Regions from separate parts of the Homo sapiens genome. Here region 2 is linked to region 1. A link is a contact called in ENCODE Hi-C or POLR2A ChIA-PET data. All regions are on one chromosome and are shown on one strand. The core of a region is the stretch at or near the end of the contact, and the rest is flanking DNA. Distances in the headings are between cores, read along the strand shown.

Region 1 (4,128 bases), core at 389-2,888:
GGAAGATTGCCCGGAACTGTGAACTTTAGATCAAGACAAGAATCCAAGATCAAGGCAGATTCTACCTTATGATTAAGGGAAAGTCCTCCTCTCGCCAATAAGGGCAGGTAGTGACAGGCATCAGGGAGGCCATGGGGCCTGGGAGAGGGAAGAGGAGCAGAGAGAAGCACGCACTGCATGCTGGGCTTTTCACACATGAGAAAGCCTTAAAAATAACCCTCCAGTGGTTATTACTTCTCCCATTTTCTAGATAAGGATAATACAGCTCAGAAGCTAGATAATTTACTATCTCAGGGCTTCTAAGTGTTGGGGTGGGATTTAAGCCTGTCTTCCTCATCCATCTCTTTTTAAATTCCTTCCGTCCTTTATTCAACACATCTGTATCCAGCCCTTGCCCAGGTGCTGGGTACACTGCAGGGACCAAAGCAGGAATGTTCCTGCCCTCAGGGAGCTTTCAATCTGTGGGCATGATGACAGTGAACAAAGTAACAAACCATAATGTAATCACAGAGGGCAATAGTGCTCCAGGGGGAATAGGCGGGGTGTGGGGACAGGGCAAGAGTGTGCGGGGAAGGGACTCCTTAGGTTGGGTGGTCAGGACTGGCTCCCTGCAGAGACTGAAGATAAGATGGAGCCTGGTATTGGGGTGGGGACAGCAATGACGCTGGGAGGGAAGGAAGGGGTGTGCAGGTTATAGGAGCCGAGGGAGCGCCAGACGGTGGCTCTCCGAAGTGTATGTATGCCCTTTCACTCCAGCATGTGGCTTGGCAAGAGAAGCATTGGAGTCAGAGGAGGAAATACCACATTACACAGTGGGTAGGAAACTGACTGCCCTTAGAAGTCTAAGACGGTGTGGGCTGAAAATACCAACTGCTTCCCGCTAGGTGTAGGCACAGGCCTGCTGAGAGATTTCTATGGCATTATTAAGGGAAAGCGGGAGGGTGGGGGCTCTGTCCTCTTGTGGGTGAGGGCCTGGGCAGCAACTTGTCTTCCCACAGCACAAGCTCCGACCCTACCAAGTCAGAAAAGAGGCTGGGACAGGGCCACGTGGAGTCAGGGAGTGGGGAGAGGGCTGTCCCCCATGGCGACCCTGATGCTACTTCTCAGGGACGGGAAAGGAGAGGAAGGAGTGTGTTAACCAGGTCAAAGGCTGCTCCACAGTGAACACTGTGCTGTTTCACGTTACTTATTTCATGTGAGGAAACTGAGGCTCAGAGAGGCAAATTACCTTGCCCAAGTTCATGAATCCAGGAAGGGTATGCCGTGGAGTCTTCCTGGCTTCAAAACCCAGGTTCTCTCCTGTGACCCGGGCTGAGGGGCAGCAGATTACCTGGCCCCAGGAAGGAGTGGGGCCAAAGAAGCAGGACCTGGGGTGATTCTGGGGCCGGGGGAGGGAGGGAATGGCAGGGGTGGGATGGTGCGGGGACACAGGCACACAGGTGAAATGCTGATGTACTGAGATAGGCTTTGCTTGGGAGATCAGAAAGACCTGTGTTCAAATGCCAGCCTGTGCCAACTGCTGGAATTTAGCAGCCAGATGGAACACCTTGAATATCTGCGCGGCCCCTCCCCCAGCCTGCCACCCCCGAGAGGAGGCCCTCACAGCTCCTCTTGCCTCTGGCTGCCTGAGTAAGCAGTCCCCTAGAAGAGCCTGACTCATTCGCCTTGGCTCCCTGCCACCAGAGCTGCAGGGAGGACAGTAGCCCAGTGGCTGGTGGCTTCCAGCTTGCACTGACTGCCCAGCCTCCTCTGGGGAGCAGATGGGGACAATCCCCCCACGACTCTGCTCCTGGTACCCGCACAAGCCGGGGCCTCCCAGGTCAGCTCTCATTCCCTGGCACAGACCTGTCCCACCTTCTTGTATGTGGTTCTGTGTTTATGTGTCATTGTCCCTCACTAGGCCGTGAGCTCTTGCAGGGCAGGGATGCCTGAGTCATCTCCCGTCCCCAGTGCTCATGACAGGACTTGGCACCATGTAGGGGCTGCTCAGCAAATATTTGCCAAATTCCCTTCCAAATCAAACAGGAAATCCCCCTACCCTTGCCGGGGGGCAGTTGCTGGTGGAGCCGGGCCCGTGACCATGGCTTCTGCGGGCTGCTCACCCGGCTTCAGCCCTCCAGTGCCAGGCGCGCACAGGCATATGTCACATTTCAGCATTGTTTTCCTTCCGATGCTGCTTTCGATTGCTGGTTTTATTCCAGCCCATTCTCACTCTCTGTCTTGGAAAATCACAAGGCAACTCCACGCTGCTCCTGGAATTCTTGCCAATGTGATTCAAGAGGAATTGAGCACACTGCGCTGAGCTCCCCTCAACACAAAGACGCTGCTACTTTCAGTGTGGTGGCCTTCCTTCCACCAGCCTGGCCCCCCACCTTGCCCAGGTGAGGCGGGCGGGGCGGGGCAGCGTGTGCGCTTGGCTGTTTCACCCAGTTGTCACCCACAAAGTGCCCCAGTTGAAAGCACCCAGGGCTGGGAGGTGTGGGTTGTTAGATAAACGTGGAAGCAAGGTTGCCCCATAACAGCCCAGAGCCTTCCCTCATCCCAGTCCTCACTCACAACCTACTCTGCTAAAGTTTTTTAAATCATGGCTTCTTTACTAGCTATGTGACTTGGGATAAATGACTTACTCTCCTCTGTGCCTCAGTTTCCTCATGTGAAAAATGGAGACGATTGTTACAGGATTAAATGAGATACAGTGGCAGTACCCAGCACAGGGCTTGGTGTACTGTGGGCATTCAGTGACTTCTGGCTGTGATGCCAATGACCTGTGTCAGTGCCGGCACATGCTTTCTGAGTGCAGGCAGGTTCCTTGGTGCTAAGCCCTATTACCGTGAAATCAATCAACTCCGTGCTCGGACCCTCCCAGGCACACCGTTTGAGAGCAGGCTTGGATTCAGTCTCCTATCAGTCTCTAGAGGAGTCCGGAAGTGGAATGGGGAGCTGAGGCTGCCATGTACGTCGGAGGCAGTACCCGATGGGGTGTGACTCTCTGTAGCTCCTCCAAGCACCTGGGGAGCAACATTTACATGCAGCCTCCTGAGATCGCATGTTAGATGGAATCATATTTATTTCTTCCTTAGTCGGAGATTACACGGTGAAGTGGGAGAAGTGTGGACTTGCCCTCCCATCATGGCCATTTCTGGGCTGAGTGACATGGGACAAATCATCCAACTTCTCTCATGCTTATGGGAATGGGATGTCAGGAGGTTCAGTGTGGACTTGAACCGTGTGGGGCCTAGGGTGTGCCATTGAAAACAGAACCCTGCTCTGTTCCTAAGAGCATCGAGCATATTAAGCGATCCTGTCATCCCAAATCTGTTTTGTCGGAGGCCTCCTTGGTGAAGGGCCACAGCATCTGAGGTGGAAGGCAGAGTAGTTTTTGTAATTGGCTCCATTGCATGTCAACAAATGAAAGGGTAACCGAGACTGACAGTCCCCTAGCTGTGGGGGGACCTTGTCCAGAACCTGTCACAGGACGAAAGCTCTAGGATTGGAGGCAAGGTGGCCTCATGGGCCTGGGAAGCAGGCTGCCTGGATTTGAACAATGTCTCCATCCTCACTCCCATGGAACCTTGGCCAAGCCTCTTAACACTTTTCTGAGCCTCAGTTTCTTCACCTGGAAAATGGGGCTAGCAATATTCTCTTGAAGGCAGCTTTGTGGCTGGTGTGTTGATAACAGGTTCTGCTTCCTATGGACTCATTGCTATTCTTTTTTTTTTTTTTTTTTTTTTTTTTTTTTTCAGACGGAGTCTCCCTCTGTCACCCGGGCTGGAGTGCAGTGGCATGATCTCAGCTCACTGCAAGCTCCACCTCCCAGGTCAAGCAATTCTCCTGCCTCAGCCTCCCTAGTAGCTGGGATTATAGGCACACACCACCAAACCTGGCCAATTTTTTTTGTATTTTTAGTAGAGATGGGGTTTTGCCATGTTGGCCAGGCTGGTCTCGAACTCCTGACCTCAGATGATCCTCCTGCCTCGTCCTCCCAAAGTGCTGGGATTACAGGTGTGAGCCACTGTACCTGGCTGACTCATTGCTATTCTAAGCCATCTTGTGAAGCGGTTACAGCGATCACATCCTCACTTGACAGATGGGAAAACTGAGGTGCAGAGCGATCAGTGATCTGCCAGT
Region 2 (4,385 bases), core at 306-2,805, 44 kb after region 1:
TGATTTTCTTTCCTCTGAAACTAACCCAACCAACCTTGATTGGTGGTGGAAGGAGTGAACTAAGAAAATGGTGGAATGTAAAGGGGACTTATTTGGAGGAGGGTGGGGAGGGGGGAGTGAAAGGGGAGGGGTGGGGTGGAGAGGGGGGAGGAGATGGGAAGTCAAGTACCTTCTAGGCAGCAGGTTCTCCATAATCCGGAATGGGTCATAACTTCCTCGTTCTTTTTGCTGGTTTCATTCTCACTGACACTTTTGGTCTTGCAAACCCCTCTGGAGTAGAGCCAATAGTCGGTTCCCACAGCTATGGTCATCAGGCTGAAGGCAGCGAAAGCACCAACGGTGGTTAAAAGCATTTGAACACCTCGATCAAACAGCCCCATAATTCTTCATTATATAAACACCCAACCGACTTCTGGTTCTCGGGAGAGTGTGTGTGAGGGTGCAAGTACTAAAGCCAAAAAAAATAAATAAAAATAAAAATTATTCCACTACTAATATAATGGATATATGTATGAATAGAGAATATGGAGAGTTATAAAAAAAGGGAGGTAAGAAAGCTCACGGAAAAGAGTGTAAATTATAAAGATCACACGGGAAGAGGCTTGCCTTTTGAGATCAGAAACTGTTCCAGTTGCAGTGTTTTTTTTTTAAAAAGAAAAGGAAAAAAAAAATAAAAAGACACCCCCCACCCCCCCAAGTGAGATGCCTTAATCTCTTTTTCTAAAATTCTGGTCTCCAGTTTCCATATGTGATAGTTAATTTGGAGATGGCTTCCACAGTGAACCAGGGAACAGCCGAATTCTCAACACCATTTCTCATGGTCGGGACCTAGACAGTTAGAGACTGTGAGAGCCGAGATGCAACCTTCGGTCTTCGTTCTCGGCTCTGCGGCCTGCGCCATGAAAATCCTTTGCTTCGCCAGTTCTCTTCCTTGGGGGGTCTCGGCGCTTTCGTTTCAGACCAGACTTCCCAGTATTCTGTAAGCCCTTGAGCTCAGCTGCACAGGTGCGGGGGTCTCGCTTTCCATGGTTTTGCCCGGGCAGCGGCGGCGGCGGCGGCGGCGGCGGCAGGGCGGGCAGGCGCGGCGGCGGCGGCGGCAGCAGGACGAGCAGCGGCGGCGGTTATTGTTGTTGGTGGCGGGGGTAGTGTTGGCGAAGTGGGGGAGAGAGGGGGTTTCTCCTGGAGAATCGAGGCGGATTTCCCTCCCCCTATCTGCAAAGCTCCTGGAAACGAGGGAGCCGGCGTCTTGCTGCAGGGTGGGCCGCGCGCCTGCCCCCCACTCGCTACCGGCTGGGCGCCCGCGGAGGCGCTCCCACCTACTGCATTACGGGTGGTGCTGAACCGGACAGCTCCCTGCGCCGCCCGCTCCGCGCGCTCCCCGGCTGGCTCCCAGGGCCGCCCGCCAGGAGGGGGGCGCTGGCCAGAGTCCTCCCTCCCCGGGGCAGCAAGGCCAGCGCAGAGCGGGGGCCGCCTTTCCTCTTTTTACCCCTCTCCCAAATCCTAAAATGAGCGCTCTCCTGGGCTCCCGGAGCTTAGAGGAAGGCGTAGCTAGAGATAGCTCGCGCTCTCTCTCTCTCTCTCTCTCTCTCTCTCTCTCTCTCTCTTTCTCTCTCTCTCTCTCTCTCTCTCTCCCCCCTTCCCTCCCCCCTTGGTGTTTCTTCCAGCTCAGCCTCCTTCTCATTCCATCTCTACGTGCCCAGAGCTTCAAATACAACCCTCCCATCACAGTCAGACGGGCACAAAACTTCAACCAGCCGTTTCTCTGCCTGGAAGCGGCGAACATGTAACCTGGACGGGTAATTACAAACACGTCTTTATGTGTTTTTTAAATCATTGTTTTCACTTTGCTTTGCTGGGGATTTGTTTTATTTTGTTGGTCCGTTAGATGTATCTTCTTTCGGTTTTCCTCTCTCTTCTCTTTGTCTCTCTCTGGCTTACCAGGGGGTGTGCATTGCTCTGTGTCTCTCTGTAGTTTTCCGTGAAATTCCAAATCTTGCTTCTACAAGCAGACATTTTGGGAAGATTATTCGTGGAAAAGGGTGCAAAAGGGCGACTCGTAGCTGGGGCTTGGGCAATGATTTTCATTGCAAGGATAAACATGTTCTCAGGGGAAGTGGGTGAAATGTGAATCCTTCTAAGTATCCTATGTCATTCATAAACTGGTTGGGAAGAGATAAAAAATCTTCCTTCCATGAACACTGGAACACCGAAACCCTCCCCTCTTTCTCAGAAGAATCATTGTTTGTGGGTTAATTACAGTGTCACCTTTCATTTCTCTTATGTGCAACTTTTCCTTAACGTGACCTCTGGTAGAAAGAAGCACATTAATTCCTGCTGCTACGGATTACATTTTTTTCTCTGATCACTTTTATGGTTAAGTGAGTAAGAGCACATGAGGCATGAGATGGGTTCATGTTTTTGATATTTTGTGTGTGTGTGTGTTGCGGGGGGGACCCTGGAGAGGATGTGAGTATGATGAGTCTATTGAGGCAGGGGGAGTTGAGAGGTTTCAATCCCATAATTCAATTATTCAGTACTTTCTTCTCTCTCCCTCTACTTTTTTTCTTGAGATTATTTGCTTGACATCTTTCTCAGTGGTCTGGTGATTATCAGAGGTATATAAAAGATGAGTGAATTAAAAACAGTCTTTCTTTGGTGTAAAGTCCATTGCCTAACTTCCTTCGCTCAGGTCAGAGTTGGTCTGCAGGTATGACCAGTGTATTTTTTTTGACATAGAAAAACTACCTGTTTCTTCGCCCAGCACAAAACTTCCTTTCTCCCACTCTGTTCTTTTCTTAGAAGGGAAAGGCTCCCATGAGGGGCAATTGCTGTGCTTCTGGTATCTGGGAGAGGGTCCTGGTGTCTGGAGAACAGAACCAAGATTTCCTCAACCTCTGCTAAGGTACCTTTGGGGTACAGCAAGAGCTATATTTGCAGGCTGAAGACTTCTCCACTTTGGTTTCTTGTCCTGTGAAGATGGGGATGGGTACAGGAATGGAGAGGGCTAATCTGCTGATCCCATACAGCAGGGAACCTAGCAAGTTCAGCCAGTGGCTCAGGTGGCTGATTTTCTTCTGTCCTTGAAGCAAAGGTGAGGGGCAGGCAACAAGTCCTCCTCTGAGATAGGCTAAGCTTTTGGGGGGAGTGGAGAGAAGGTTGGGGGTAGTCACATGAGCCAAAGAGCCTTGCCCTCACTTATTGCTGTCACCTTGGTTGTCTTTGACCTGTCCAAAAATCCCTTTAGACTGCAGATAGAGCCATTCTTCTCATCTCTCTCCCCCTTTCAGACCAACCCCTGAAGGTTTTGCTCAAAAGAAATCAGTAACAGAGGCTCAGAAGCTTCTGTTTGTCCACAGAATCTGCTAACATCTTAGCCACTGACAACGGCTGCAGCTTTAGCAGCATTTGATTAATCTTCTGGCCAGATGATCATTGAGAAAAGGGAAAGGGGTGGGGGAGGAAAGCAACAGCTTTTAGGCTGCCAGCATGGACAGTGCAGAGACTACTGGAGACAGAATGGGCCTGGGGCACAGCTTGACTCTGCTACTCAGTAATGGCATAGCTCCAAACAAGTTAAGTTCCTAGAGCCTCAGTCTTACCATATGTTAAATGGGCAGTTTAGCACCTACCTGTTCCTTTCTGAAGTTCTTCCCAGCTACTGCCAAGCCACCTATCCTATTCAGACCTCCACCATCGCACGTATAGCTCATAATTGTGTATGTGTTGTCTCTTTCACTTATTTGAAACCTCTTTGAGGTCAACAGCTGTGTCTTGTTCACTGTTATATCTTTGGGACCTGGAGTATAGCTTTATATATAGTAGATACTTGATGAACAATGGCTGGAGTGATCACAGTAAGGATTAAATTGTAGACGTGAAGTGCCTGACACATAGTATGCACTCAATAAGTGTGGGTTTTCTCTCATTTCTCCTCCCCTCTTTTACATCCAAATTGGCCTCCTCCTCCTTCTCCTCCTCCTCCTCTCCTCCTCCTCCTCCTCCTTCTTCTTCTCCTTCTTCTTTTTCTTCCTCTTCTTCTTCTTCTTCTTCTTCTTCTTCTTCTTCTTTCTTCCTCTTCTTCCTCTTCTTCCTCATGGGGTCTCCTTGTATCACCCAGGCTGGAGTGCAGTGGCATGATCTTGGCTCACCCACACCCTCGCCTCCTGGGTTCAAGTGATTCTCCTGTCTCAGCCTCCCGAGTGACTGGGATTACAGGTGCCTGCCACCTTGCCCAGCCAATTTTTGGAATTTTTAGTACAGCCAGGATTTCACCATGTTGGCTAGGCTGGTCTTGAAGTCCTGACCTCAGTCCTGACCTCAGTCAGCCCTCCTTGGACTCCCAAAATGGGCTGGGATTACAGGCGTGAGCCACCGTGCCCGGCCTC

Evidence for each region. A loop is a pair of places that touch in the nucleus more often than their neighbours do. ChIA-PET counts read pairs that join two places held with the same protein, here RNA polymerase II (POLR2A). Pooled maps may share reads with other maps.
Region 2: a loop to region 1 is called in a map of dorsolateral prefrontal cortex, with 5 times the contacts of the local background. The contact joins the promoter of CACNG2 here to the enhancer-like site in region 1. A Hi-C loop is called at or near these places in 16 of 168 maps with a recorded cell type or tissue (A673, CD8-positive, alpha-beta T cell, Calu3 and 13 more), 4 of 37 single-sample maps with no recorded cell type and 13 of 50 pooled maps. POLR2A ChIA-PET finds 5 or more read pairs at or near these places in 4 of 52 experiments (Caco-2, HEK293T, Panc1 and 1 more).

The regions. Positions count from the first base shown.
Region 1 is chr22:36,658,258-36,662,385 of GRCh38, forward strand. The region is part of intron 1 of CACNG2 (calcium voltage-gated channel auxiliary subunit gamma 2); the gene reads right to left. Among named protein-coding and RNA genes, the nearest start is that of CACNG2, 43 kb to the right of the region's middle. Within about 2 kb of position 1,639, at least 19 of the 41 ENCODE cell types and tissues checked have a DNase peak (open chromatin) inside an H3K27ac peak, as active enhancers do; they include A673, HCT116, PC-3 and 3 more, where a contact is called at or near this core.
Region 2 is chr22:36,702,197-36,706,581 of GRCh38, forward strand. CACNG2 (calcium voltage-gated channel auxiliary subunit gamma 2) reads right to left here and starts at 1,556. Exons shown (of 4, transcript NM_006078.5): 1 at 170-1,556. The coding sequence starts at 380. CACNG2-DT (CACNG2 divergent transcript) reads left to right here and starts at 1,680. Exons shown (of 4, transcript NR_134623.1): 1 at 1,680-1,796.